Regions from separate parts of the Homo sapiens genome. Here region 2 is linked to region 1. The links are chromatin loops, found by intact Hi-C in ENCODE. Cell type or tissue: transverse colon. All regions are shown on one strand. Links, peaks and the distances in the headings refer to the core of each region. The heading gives the core; the rest is flanking DNA. Region 1 has its middle 13 kb from the start of SNX27. Region 2 overlaps CELF3 (CUGBP Elav-like family member 3).

What was found. Hi-C counts contacts between places; a loop is a spot of excess contacts. Peaks named below come from ENCODE experiments on the same cell type or tissue, not always from the same donor. Only the 100,000 strongest peaks of a DNase experiment are listed, where the experiment ranks them.
Region 2: a loop joins it to region 1, with 31 times the contacts of the local background. A loop is called at or near these places in 8 of 110 quality-filtered maps.

What each region holds. Positions count from the first base shown.
Region 1 is chr1:151,596,314-151,601,678 of GRCh38, reverse strand. No RefSeq gene overlaps it. Among named protein-coding and RNA genes, the nearest start is that of SNX27, 13 kb to the left of the region's middle. RefSeq lists a cis regulatory region at 4,687-5,365. In transverse colon, for the core only: no CTCF peak of the experiment used is centred there; no DNase peak of the experiment used is centred there.
Region 2 is chr1:151,702,780-151,708,144 of GRCh38, reverse strand. It overlaps CELF3 (CUGBP Elav-like family member 3), which reads left to right. Exons shown (of 13, transcript NM_007185.7): 6 at 210-353; 7 at 497-638; 8 at 851-1,000; 9 at 1,411-1,476; 10 at 1,784-1,921; 11 at 2,180-2,323; 12 at 2,977-3,114; 13 at 4,697-5,365. The coding sequence ends at 3,104. Among named protein-coding and RNA genes, the nearest start is that of CELF3, 11 kb to the left of the region's middle. RefSeq lists enhancers at 1,446-1,946, 1,947-2,447. In transverse colon, for the core only: no CTCF peak of the experiment used is centred there; a DNase peak (open chromatin) is centred at 2,194.

The DNA of each region.
Region 1 (5,365 bases), core at 207-5,206:
AGGGTCATAGGACAACAGTGGAGGGAAGGTCAGCAGATAAACAAGTGAACAAAGGTCTCTGGTTTTCCTAGGCAGAGGACCCTGCGGCCTTCCGCAGTGTTTGTGTCCCTGGGTACTTGAGATTAGGGAGTGGTGATGACTCTTAACGAGCATGCTGCCTTCAAGCATCTGTTTAACAAAGCACATCTTGCACCGCCCTTAATCCATTTAACCCTGAGTGGACACAGCACATGTTTCAGAGAGCACAGGGTTGGGGATAAGGTCACAGATCAACAGGATCCCAAGGCAGAAGAATTTTTCTTAGTACAGAACAAAATGAAAAGTCTCCCATGTCTACTTCTATCCACACAGACCCGGCAACCATCCGATTTCTCAATTTTTTCCCCACCCTTCCCGCCTTTCTATTCCACAAAACTGCCATTGTCATCATGGCCCATCCCCAATGAGCCGCTAGGCACACCTCCCAGACGGGGTCGTGGCCGGGCAGAGGGGCTCCTCACTTCCCAGTAGGGGCGGCCGGGCAGAAGCGCCCCCCACCTCCCGGATGGGGCGGCTGGCCGGGCAGAGGGGTCCTCACTTCCCAGTAGGGGCGGCCGGGCAGAGGCGCCCCTCACCTCCCGGATGGGGCGGCCGGCCGGGCGGGGGGCTGACCCCCCCACCTCCCTCCCGGACAGGGCGGCTGGCCGACCCCCCCCCCCCCCGCCTCCCTCCCGGACGGGGCGGCTGGCCGGGCAGAGGGGCTCCTCACTTCCCAGTAGGGGCGGCCGGGCAGAGGCGCCCCTCACCTCCCGGACAGGGCGGCTGGCCAGGCGGGGGGCTGATCCCCCCACCTCCCTCCCGGACGGGGCGGCTGGCCGGGCGGGGGGCTGACCCCCCCCACCTCCCTCCCGGCCGGGGCGGCTGGCCGGGCGGGGGGCTGACCCCCCCACCTCCCTCCCGGACGGGGCGGCTGGCCGGGCAGAGGGGTCCTCACTTCCCAGTAGGGGCGGCCGGGCAGAGGCGCCCCTCACCTCCCGGACTGGGCGGCTGGCCGGGCGGGGGGCTGACCCCCCACCTCCCTCCTGGACGGGGCGACTGGCCGGGCAGAGGGGCTCCTCACTTCCCAGTAGGGGCGGCCGGGCAGAGGAGCCCCTCACCTCCCGGACGGGGCGGCTGGCCGGGCGGGGGGCTGACCCCCCCCACCTCCCTCCCGGACGGGGTGGCTGCCGGGCGGAGACGCTCCTCACTTTCCAGACGGGGTGGCTGCCAGGCGGAGGGGCTCCTCACTTCCCAGACGGGGTGGCTGCCGGACGGAGGGGCTCCTCACTTCTCAGACGGGGCGGTTGCTAGGCAGAGGGTTTCCTCACTTCTCAGACGGGGCAGCCGGGCAGAGACGCTCCTCACCTCCCAGACAGGGTTGCGGCCCAGCAGAGGCGCTCCTCACATCCCAGACAGGGCGGCGGGGCAGAGGTGCTCCCCACATCTCAGACGATGGGCGGCCGGGCAGAGACGCTCCTCACTTCCTAGATGGGATGGCGGCGGGGAAGAGGCGCTCCTCGCTTCCTAGATGGGATGGCGGCCGGGCAGAGACGCTCCTCACTTTCCAGACTGGGCAGCCAGGCAGAGAGGCTCCTCATATCCCAGACGATGGGGGGGCAGGCAGAGACGCTCCTCACTTCCCAGACGGGGTGGCGGCTGGGCAGAGGCTGCAATCTCGGCACTTTGGGGGGCCAAGGCAGGCGGCTGGGAGGTGGAGGTTGTAGCGAGCCGAGATCACGCCATTGCACTCCAGCCTGGGCACCATTGAGCACTGAGTGAACGAGACTCCGTCTGCAATCCCGGCACCTCGGGAGGCCGAGGCTGGCGGATCACTCGCGGTTAGGAGCTGGAGACCAGCCCGGCCAACACAGCAAAACCCCGTCTCCACCAAAAAAAAAACGAAAACCACTCAGGCGTGGCGGCGCGCGCCTGCAATCGCAGGCACTCGGCAGGCTGAGGCAGGAGAATCAGGCAGGGAGGTTGCAGTGAGCCGAGATGGCAGCAGTACCGTCCAGCTTTGGCTCGGCATCAGAGGGAGACCGTGGAAGGAGACCGTGGAGAGAGGGAGAGGGAGAGGGAGAGGGAGAGGGAGAGGGAGAGGGAGAGGGAGAGGGAGAGGGAGAGGGAGAGGGAGAGGGAGAGGGAGAGGGAGAGGGAGAGGGAGAGGGAGAGGGAGAGGGAGAGGGAGAGGGAGAGGGAGAGGGAGAGGGAGAGGGAGAGGGAGAGGGAGAGGGAGAGGGAGAGGGAGAGGGAGAGGGAGAGGGAGAGGGAGAGGGAGAGGGAGAGGGAGAGGGAGAGGGAGAGGGAGAGGGAGAGGGAGAGGGAGAGGGAGAGGGAGAGGGAGAGGGAGAGGGAGAGGGAGAGGGAGAGGGAGAGGGAGGAAATTTCATCCTGAGTCTATTGGAAAAGCAAGAAACCCTTTCGAGTAGCCTTGCATCAGCTTTCTCTCATGTCTCATGAGACAAAAGTATATCACATGATAATCTGCTAAACTAATCATTGGCCAAAAAAATGCCATGATTGACTTAAACTAATCAAAACTTACCCCTGGGTCAAAGAGTAGACCCATCCCAGTGTGAGGAGCTTGCCAGTGAATACCAGAACAAAACCGGGGGTCAAAGAAGGATGGGAGTGAGGGGGACAGGGGAGGATGGAGTTGGACAAGCAGCCAATTATATTCAATGCACTTCTCTTTAGTTTGTTCCCTCCAACTATAAACTACAGATGGAGAAATTTCAATAAATATGATTTTGCAGGACATGCTTATCAAAATTGTTTAATTAAAAAACAGTGAGACATGCTGGGCGTGGTGGCTCACACTTGTAATCCCAGCACTTTGGGAGGCCAAGGCGGGTGGATCACCTGAGGTCAGGATTTCAAGACCAGCCCGGCCAACATGGTGAAACTCCATCTCCACAAAAATACAAAAATTAGCCGGGCATAATGGCGGGTGCCTGTAATCCCAGCTACTCGGGAGGCTGAGGCGGGAGAATCGCTTGAACCTGGGAGACAGAGGTTGCAGTGAGCCGAGATCGCGCCACTGCACCCCAGCCTGGGTGACAGAGCAAGATTCCGTCTCAAAAAACAAAACAAAAGCAAAAACAGTGAGACACATGCTACAACATGGATGAACCTTGAAGACATTATACTAAATGAAAAAGCTAGTCACAAAACGACAAATATTGTATAACTCCTTTTATATAAGGTTCATAGAGTAGCCAGATTTATACAGACAGAAAGTAGAATGGCTGTTGCCAGAGGGAAGGAGGAGTGGGCAATGGAGAGTTGTTATTTAAGGAGTTCAGAGTTTCAGTTGGGGAGATGAAAAAGTTCTGGAGATAGATGGTGGTGTTGATTGCACAACAATGTGAATGTACTTAATGCCACAGAACTGTATGCTTAAAAATGGCTAAAATAGGCCGGGCACAGTGGCTCACGCCTGTAATCCCAGGACTTTGGGAGGCCGAAGCAGGCAGATCACGAGATCAGGAGATCGAGACCATCCTGGCTAACACAGTGAAACCCCATCTCTACTAAAAATACAAAAAATTAGCCGGGCGTGGTGGCGGGCGCCTGTAGTCCCAGCTACTCGGGAGGCTGAGGCACGAGAATGGCATGAACCTGGGAGGCGGAGCTTGCAGTGAGCCGAGATCCCGCCACTGCACTCCAGCCTGGGCAACAGAGCGAGACTCCGTCTCAGAAAAAAAAAAGGCTAAAATAGTAAATTTTATGTTATGTATATTTTTCCACGATAAAAAATGTTTAATACAATGGTGAGGCTATTTAAGATATAGAGCAAAAAAATTGTGCTAAACTTGAAAAAATTTTCACTAATAACCCTAATGTTGGGCTTTTGGGCTATTTTAATATGTGAGTGACAGCCATTTCCCAGCCTTAGCGATCACTTCTGTCCTACTCATGTGCCATCCTCTCCTCTTTCCTCAGACCCATGGTTGTTTTGACTAAAGCACAAGTCAAAAAATTCCACCCCCAAGGAACGCCCTGCAAGGGAGTCCCCAGCACGGAATGGAATCAACCATGACACCCACTTACCTTTCCCCTTGAAGGTGACCCTCACCTTTCTTCTTTTGTTGTGTAGTCATCCTTTTTCAATACAGCTGGCTATCCCCATATCCACGCCAAGAGCCTTTGGGACCAGGAGGCAGAGAGAGCCAAAGAGAAGCACAAGCACAGAGCACCAGCTGATACTGGCAGCTCTGGAAAAGTCTATTTACTGACAACACATATGTACTCATATGGACTGATCCCTCCGAAGTTTGCAGATGAGGCTAAGCTGTGGGGAGCAGTACAGAGAAGTGGCAGCCGTGTGTCCAACCTCAACACTCATTCATGGAGGGCCAGGTCATTCCACCTGAAGCTACCAAAGCCCCACACCATGTCCAATGCCCAGAGCGAGCAAGAGACCTATCCAATCCCATTACATAACCTTAAAATCAGAGGTCATCTATTCACATTTCAGCTACTCACTCCACACAGTCTTTTCTGAAAAAATCAGAGACTATAAAGACCTTCAACATTGCAACACCCACCACCCCTTTAACTCATGTCCCAGAGCTTAATCACACTATCAGAAAATTTCTCCTTACATGTCATCTTCTGGGATTAAAATAGATTCTAAACAGCCTCCATCAAATTTTGAATGATGTGTGCCCTCCAGTGCACAAACATTAAACATTAGCATTCAGTTCTCTGCGTTGAGCTCCTGATGCCAGGCAAGTGCCCCAGGGCTGCCTCATGGAGTGATTGTCTTTTGCTCAGTGATCCTGGTCAGCCACCTGGAAAAACACTCTGCTGGTTACAGGAAGGAGAACTTACTTCAGTTCTGCCAGCACTGACTGGGTCCCTACTACCTGCCAGGCACTGGGCCAGGGCTGCAGACATGAAGATGAATAATCAACCCCTTCCCTTAGGAATTCTCAGGCCTGGGGGAGAGGCAGACATGAAAACAAACAAGTAGTGTACATTGTGATAAGTTTTGTGCCAGCTGCTGTGGGAGCCCTGATAAGGGATGATTAACTCTGTCTGGGGATTCTCTGGGGAGTCAGAGAAGACTTCACCAAACAGATGTCATTTGAGTGGGGTTTTGAAGGATGACTAGGAGCTTCTCAGAAGGATAAGGCAGGGAAAAGAATTTCAGGCCGAAGGAAGCACACATGGAAAGGCAGAGAGGTGAAGAAGGACATGGTGTGTCTCAGAAACAACTGGCAAGGTAGCAGAGGTCCAGAAATGAGACTGAACGAGTAAAGCCACAGGCAGCTTAATCCCGACCATGACCCCTCCGTGGCCCAGGGAGAAGGAAGGCAAAAACAAATTGAAGTTCTAGTCC
Region 2 (5,365 bases), core at 222-5,221, 110 kb before region 1:
CCTCATTTTTTCTTCTAGCCTCTTGCACATCCTAGCATAGGGAGAGAGTGGGATTAATATCTCCCCATCTTTCATACGCAAAATGGTGGCCGCCCTCTCAGAGAGGCCAAGCCATGCCATGGGGGTGGAATGGAGACCAGGTCCTGAGGGCTTTGGGGAGGAGAGACCCTGACCCTGCACCTCTGACCTGTGTGTGGGCCCGTGCCCAGGGTGCCTCGTCCAGCCTGGTGGTGAAGTTTGCTGACACTGAGAAGGAGCGAGGTCTCCGCCGCATGCAGCAGGTGGCCACCCAGTTGGGCATGTTCAGCCCCATCGCCCTCCAGTTTGGAGCCTACAGCGCCTACACCCAGGCCGTGAGCACTGCCCCTGATGCCGGGCCAGCCCTCCTGACCCCCTGTATCTTGCCCCCACCCTCCCGATGCCAAGGCCCCGGGCTGGGAGGGAGCCAGGCTTGGGCACAGGGGGCCTGCCCCACTCTCCTCTCCCCTCCCCCCAGCTGATGCAGCAGCAGGCGGCCCTGGTAGCGGCTCACAGTGCCTACCTCAGCCCCATGGCCACCATGGCTGCCGTGCAGATGCAGCACATGGCTGCCATCAATGCCAATGGCCTCATCGCCACCCCCATCACCCCATCCTCAGGTATGGCCTGGGCAAGGCCGGGCAAGGGAGCTAAGCATGGTAGGGGTAGGGAGGGGCACAGGGCATTGCTCAGGGAAGCCTCGGGGTCTGGGAGGGACTCAGGGGTCAGAGAGGCCTGCTTCCTCCCCTCTGCCCACAGACTTGCTGACTGGTTCTCTGCCTGTGTGTGTGTCTGCTCCTCTGCTCTCTCCCTGTCGCTTTCTCCTCCCCAGGAACCAGCACCCCTCCTGCCATCGCTGCCACGCCTGTCTCTGCCATTCCGGCTGCCCTGGGCGTCAACGGCTACAGCCCGGTGCCCACCCAGCCCACTGGGCAGCCTGCCCCTGATGCTCTGTATCCCAACGGGGTTCACCCCTACCCAGGTGGGACTCTCTGCCTGCCCACTCCGTCCCAGCAACCATCTAAACCACCACTCCCATTAGGGAGGCAGGACACACCTTCCCTCCCAGCTTTGGGGGTACAGGTGCTTCCTCCTGCCCTGCCATCCTGGGCGGGGATGATCCTTCCTGTTGGGCTCGGCCAGGAAGCTGAGGTGTAGAGCAGTGAAGCGACCTGTCCAGGGTTGCAAGACAGTCAGACCCAAGTCTTCCTAACGCTGGGCTCTTTCCCCTCTTCCCACTGCTTTGTGCATTTCTGCCTTCTCACTTCACACCCCATGCCCAGAGAAGCTCTGCTCCCCACCTGCCTGGCCTCGGCCCAGAGGCCCAGAGAGGCACTGAGGGCCCCCACTGTGTGCCAGGTCCACGCTCATAGTCTGTGCTGCTCTCCCCAGCCCAGAGCCCCGCGGCCCCCGTGGACCCCCTGCAGCAGGCCTACGCGGGGATGCAGCACTACACAGGTGAGGCGCCCTAGCCAGGGCCCCTGCTCAGGTGGGAGAGGTGGCAGGAGGAAAAGAGGCCCAGTAACTGGGTCTGGGCTTCTTGGCTCCCTGCCAATCACCCTCTTCAGGCTTTACTGACAAGCCCAACTGTGGGGAGGGGTCTTTAAGGGCAGCACACCCAGGGGTCTGAGGCAGCTCCTTCCCTGACCACCTCTCAGCCCTGCAGGTGCCACTGGCCTGGGCTAGGGGAAGGGAGACAGGGTTGGCTGGGAGGGCTCAAGAAGTCAGGGAAGCCCCATCAGCCTCTCTCTTCTCCCCACCCCAGCAGCCTACCCAGCAGCCTACAGCCTGGTTGCACCTGCGTTCCCGCAGCCTCCAGCCCTGGTCGCCCAGCAGCCCCCACCACCACCTCAACAGCAGCAGCAGCAGCAGCAGCAGCAACAGCAGCAGCAGCAAAGAGAAGGTGCTGGCTGGGGCCTTGGGAGACAGGAATGCCCTCGTTATGGGCTTGGGGACTCCCTGTCACCCCGCGCTGAGCCCAGCTCTTGCCCACGTGTCAGGATGAAAGCAAGTGGGGAGGGAGTGGCCGGAGACTTGGCCCACACTGTCAAGGACTGGGACTGGAGGGCACTCCCAGGATCTGCTTTCCCTGGGACATTTGCTTCTGGGGTGTGTGCCTCCCAGTCACTGAGCTCTTTCTTCTGTCTCTGTCGCCACCCAGGCCCTGATGGCTGCAACATCTTCATCTACCACCTGCCCCAGGAGTTCACTGACTCAGAGATCCTCCAGATGTTTGTCCCCTTTGGCCACGTCATCTCAGCCAAAGTCTTTGTTGACCGAGCCACCAATCAAAGCAAATGTTTTGGTAAGAATATGATATGGCACATTTTTTGCCATACTCCAAATCAGGACAAGGTCTAATATATTTGAAGGCATTTATGGTCACAGTGGACCCAGTATTTGAAATACTGATTATCCAAGAGTACAAAAGAGCCATTTTGACACACCCAACATGCCACACCCAGCTGCTGCCTCGGCCCATCTCTTCTTCCTTCAGCGTTTCTCTTAAAAACTGGCCAAATTCATGTCCCATGAGGTCTGAAATAGGCTTATGGTCTGGGGATGTTTGGTTTGCAAAAGGTGGGCTTGGGGAGTCGGTTTTAGCTGCCTTCACATCTTTGAAAGTCTTCCTCAGGGGAGAAAGGGAATGTTCTTCTCTGCTTCAGAAGCCATTTAGGGTCTGGAAGTGGCCGTTTTCAAAGGGCAGGCTCAGAGCTATCCAGGCAGAGGAAGGGGTCACTGGCACAGAATGCTGGGAAGAATGTGGTAGTTGGAGTGGCTGGACTGGATTCATCCATTCAACCCATCAATCAACAAATTCCTAAGGAATGCTGCTATGTGGCAGGCAGCTTTCTAGGCATTTGGGACACTTGGGAGACACAGGGTAGTGCCAGAGGTCTCCTAAGCACGGAAGAGCGAGGTGGGGCTGGGCCGGGCCTTATGCCCCTCTCACCCCAGGCTTTGTGAGTTTCGACAATCCGGCCAGTGCCCAGGCTGCCATCCAGGCCATGAATGGCTTCCAGATCGGCATGAAGCGCCTCAAAGTCCAGCTAAAGCGGCCTAAGGATGCCAACCGGCCCTACTGAGGGCCCCCAGGTGGGTCCCGCTCCGTTGTGGCCTCCCTCCCCAGCTTCACACACTGCAGCCAGGGCCCTCGATTGGACTACACCCCCAACCCCTGTCCTCCACCACCCTCAGGGATGCCCACCCCACCCTTGACCCTGGGCACTTGAAGCAGGGGGCTGGGGCAGCTCCCTCAGCTGTTTTTCAATAATCTGAGTCACTCTCTCTCTCTCTCTCTCTCTCACACACACACACCCTCCGTGACCCCAGAAAGAGCCAAGTCTTTGTATATATGTGTCCACTCCCTGGACCTTCCACAATATCTGGTCTCGTTTGTCTGGTCAGTGTCCATGTCTGTGTGTGTCTCTTTCTGGTTTTCCTTCGGGTTAGAGTGGAATTAGGGGAACAGGACTGGAGGATTAAGGGGTTGGCTGAGGGTGCCAGAGGGCCCTAGAATCCTTGGCTCCTAGAATCTCTGTTGTCCTGAGAAGTGAGGACATCAGCCCTGGTTTCCCTGGACTTCAGGTGATTTTTCCCATGTAGCAGCAGACCCATGGGGCAGCAGAGTGCACAGGACAGACTGGGGGAGCCCATTTTCAGGCCTCTTGGGAGTTGCTCTGGTTTAGGTGGAAGAGGTTGAAATGTCGCGCCGCCTGTGAAGTTTACTTAGGTCTCCTCCACCCCATTGCTGGCCACCACCTCAACCTCATGGCCACAGAGCTGTGAGCCTTGGTTACTTTCGCACTGTTTAATCTCCTTTGGACCAAACCCTTGAGAAAACACAACCCAAGAAAAATACCCACATTTTCTGTTTCTCCCCTTTCCCCCCAATCCTGGCTGCTTAACTCCCCCAACCCTGGGGGCCCCCCCAGCCCAGGGCCCGTGTCCATTGTCGGCCGAAGCCCCCATCCCCGGACCCCTGCTCCGGGCCCCTGTAAGTTGCATGGAACGAGCGTGTTGTCTTTGGAGCCGATTGTTTGTTCTTTGGGGAGGGGCCGCGGAGGGAAGCACCCCCAAGCCCAAGGTCAGGGCCGGGGGCAGCTCGCGGGACGTGCTTGGTCTACAGTGGTTGGTGACTGTGGTCTGTGTTCTGTGCATTTCTCTTGCTTTCTGTGTTCCTTTCCAAAAAGGAATGAGAGCACTAACTGGGGGCCGGGGGTGGTCTCACCCCATGAGACTCCATCCCTGAGCCGTGACCTGGGCTCTGCCCTGGCCTTCTCTGCGGGTGTTCCCTTTCTTTTTCCAGGTGTCTGTCTCTTACACGCACCCCCTTCTCTGTCTCTCTCTCGATTTCTCTGCCTGCCTGTCTGTTGTCATCTCTTTGCCTCTCTCCCCCTCCAGTCTTTATTTTTCTCATGGGCTATCTATTTCCTTCCTAATACCGTTTGGTTTCCTGTATGGTTTGCCCCCTCCCTCCTGTCTCCTCTATCCCTGCTCTCATGGCTGGGGGTGGGGGCAGATGGGTCCGTTTGGACTGAGGCCTGATGATCTGCCTTCCTCAGGCAGCCCCATCCTAGATGCTGTCACTCACCCCAGCCCCCTCCCCTCCCCCAGAGCCCGTGATCCGCATCGGGGGTCTCTTCCCCATGCTTCACCCATGTTTCTTCCTTCACAGGTCTGGAGATCCCAGAGGAAGGGGCGCCTCACACCCTCTTCCCACGACTGGCCCCGGCCCTCTCCGCACACCTGCCCTGGGCCTTGACTGGGTTCTGGGGCAAACGCTGCTTCGTGGCCCCCGGGGGCACAAGACACCGGCCCCTCCCACCCCCCTGCCTCTCTGAAGGGCCATGGCTATGCTTCCCTGGCTCCAAGGGCCCATTTCCTCCTAGATGCCCTTTTGGCCTTTGTGAGGGAGCGAGGAACAGGCTCGAAGGCTCCGGGGTATCTGCCTTCTGCTGGGCTCCTGTGACAGGCCTTCTGTACCCAGCGTTTGTACTTGCCTCCCCCAACAGTGGGCCTGTTCTACCCGTGCAGGCCCCAGGAGAGCCGCAGGGGCCTGCCACACACTCCCAGCTCACCCTCACCCCAGCCTCTTCCCCACATTAGGGGTTTCTTGGAAGCTGGCTCTCACTCCCCTCCACCCTCAGCTAGAGGTAGGATATCCCTGATTCCTGGGCTCCCAGCCCTAAAACTCACTGCCTCCCCCAAGGGCCCCCTCTAAGGAGGGTGTGGGGGAGCCCTGAGGGCTGCCTCTCTGCCAGTCAGCCACAGAGACCCTCCTCCTTTCACGAGGAAAAGACCTTCCCCTGAACCCCTAAAAATGTTTACAGTCTCTGCTGGTTCC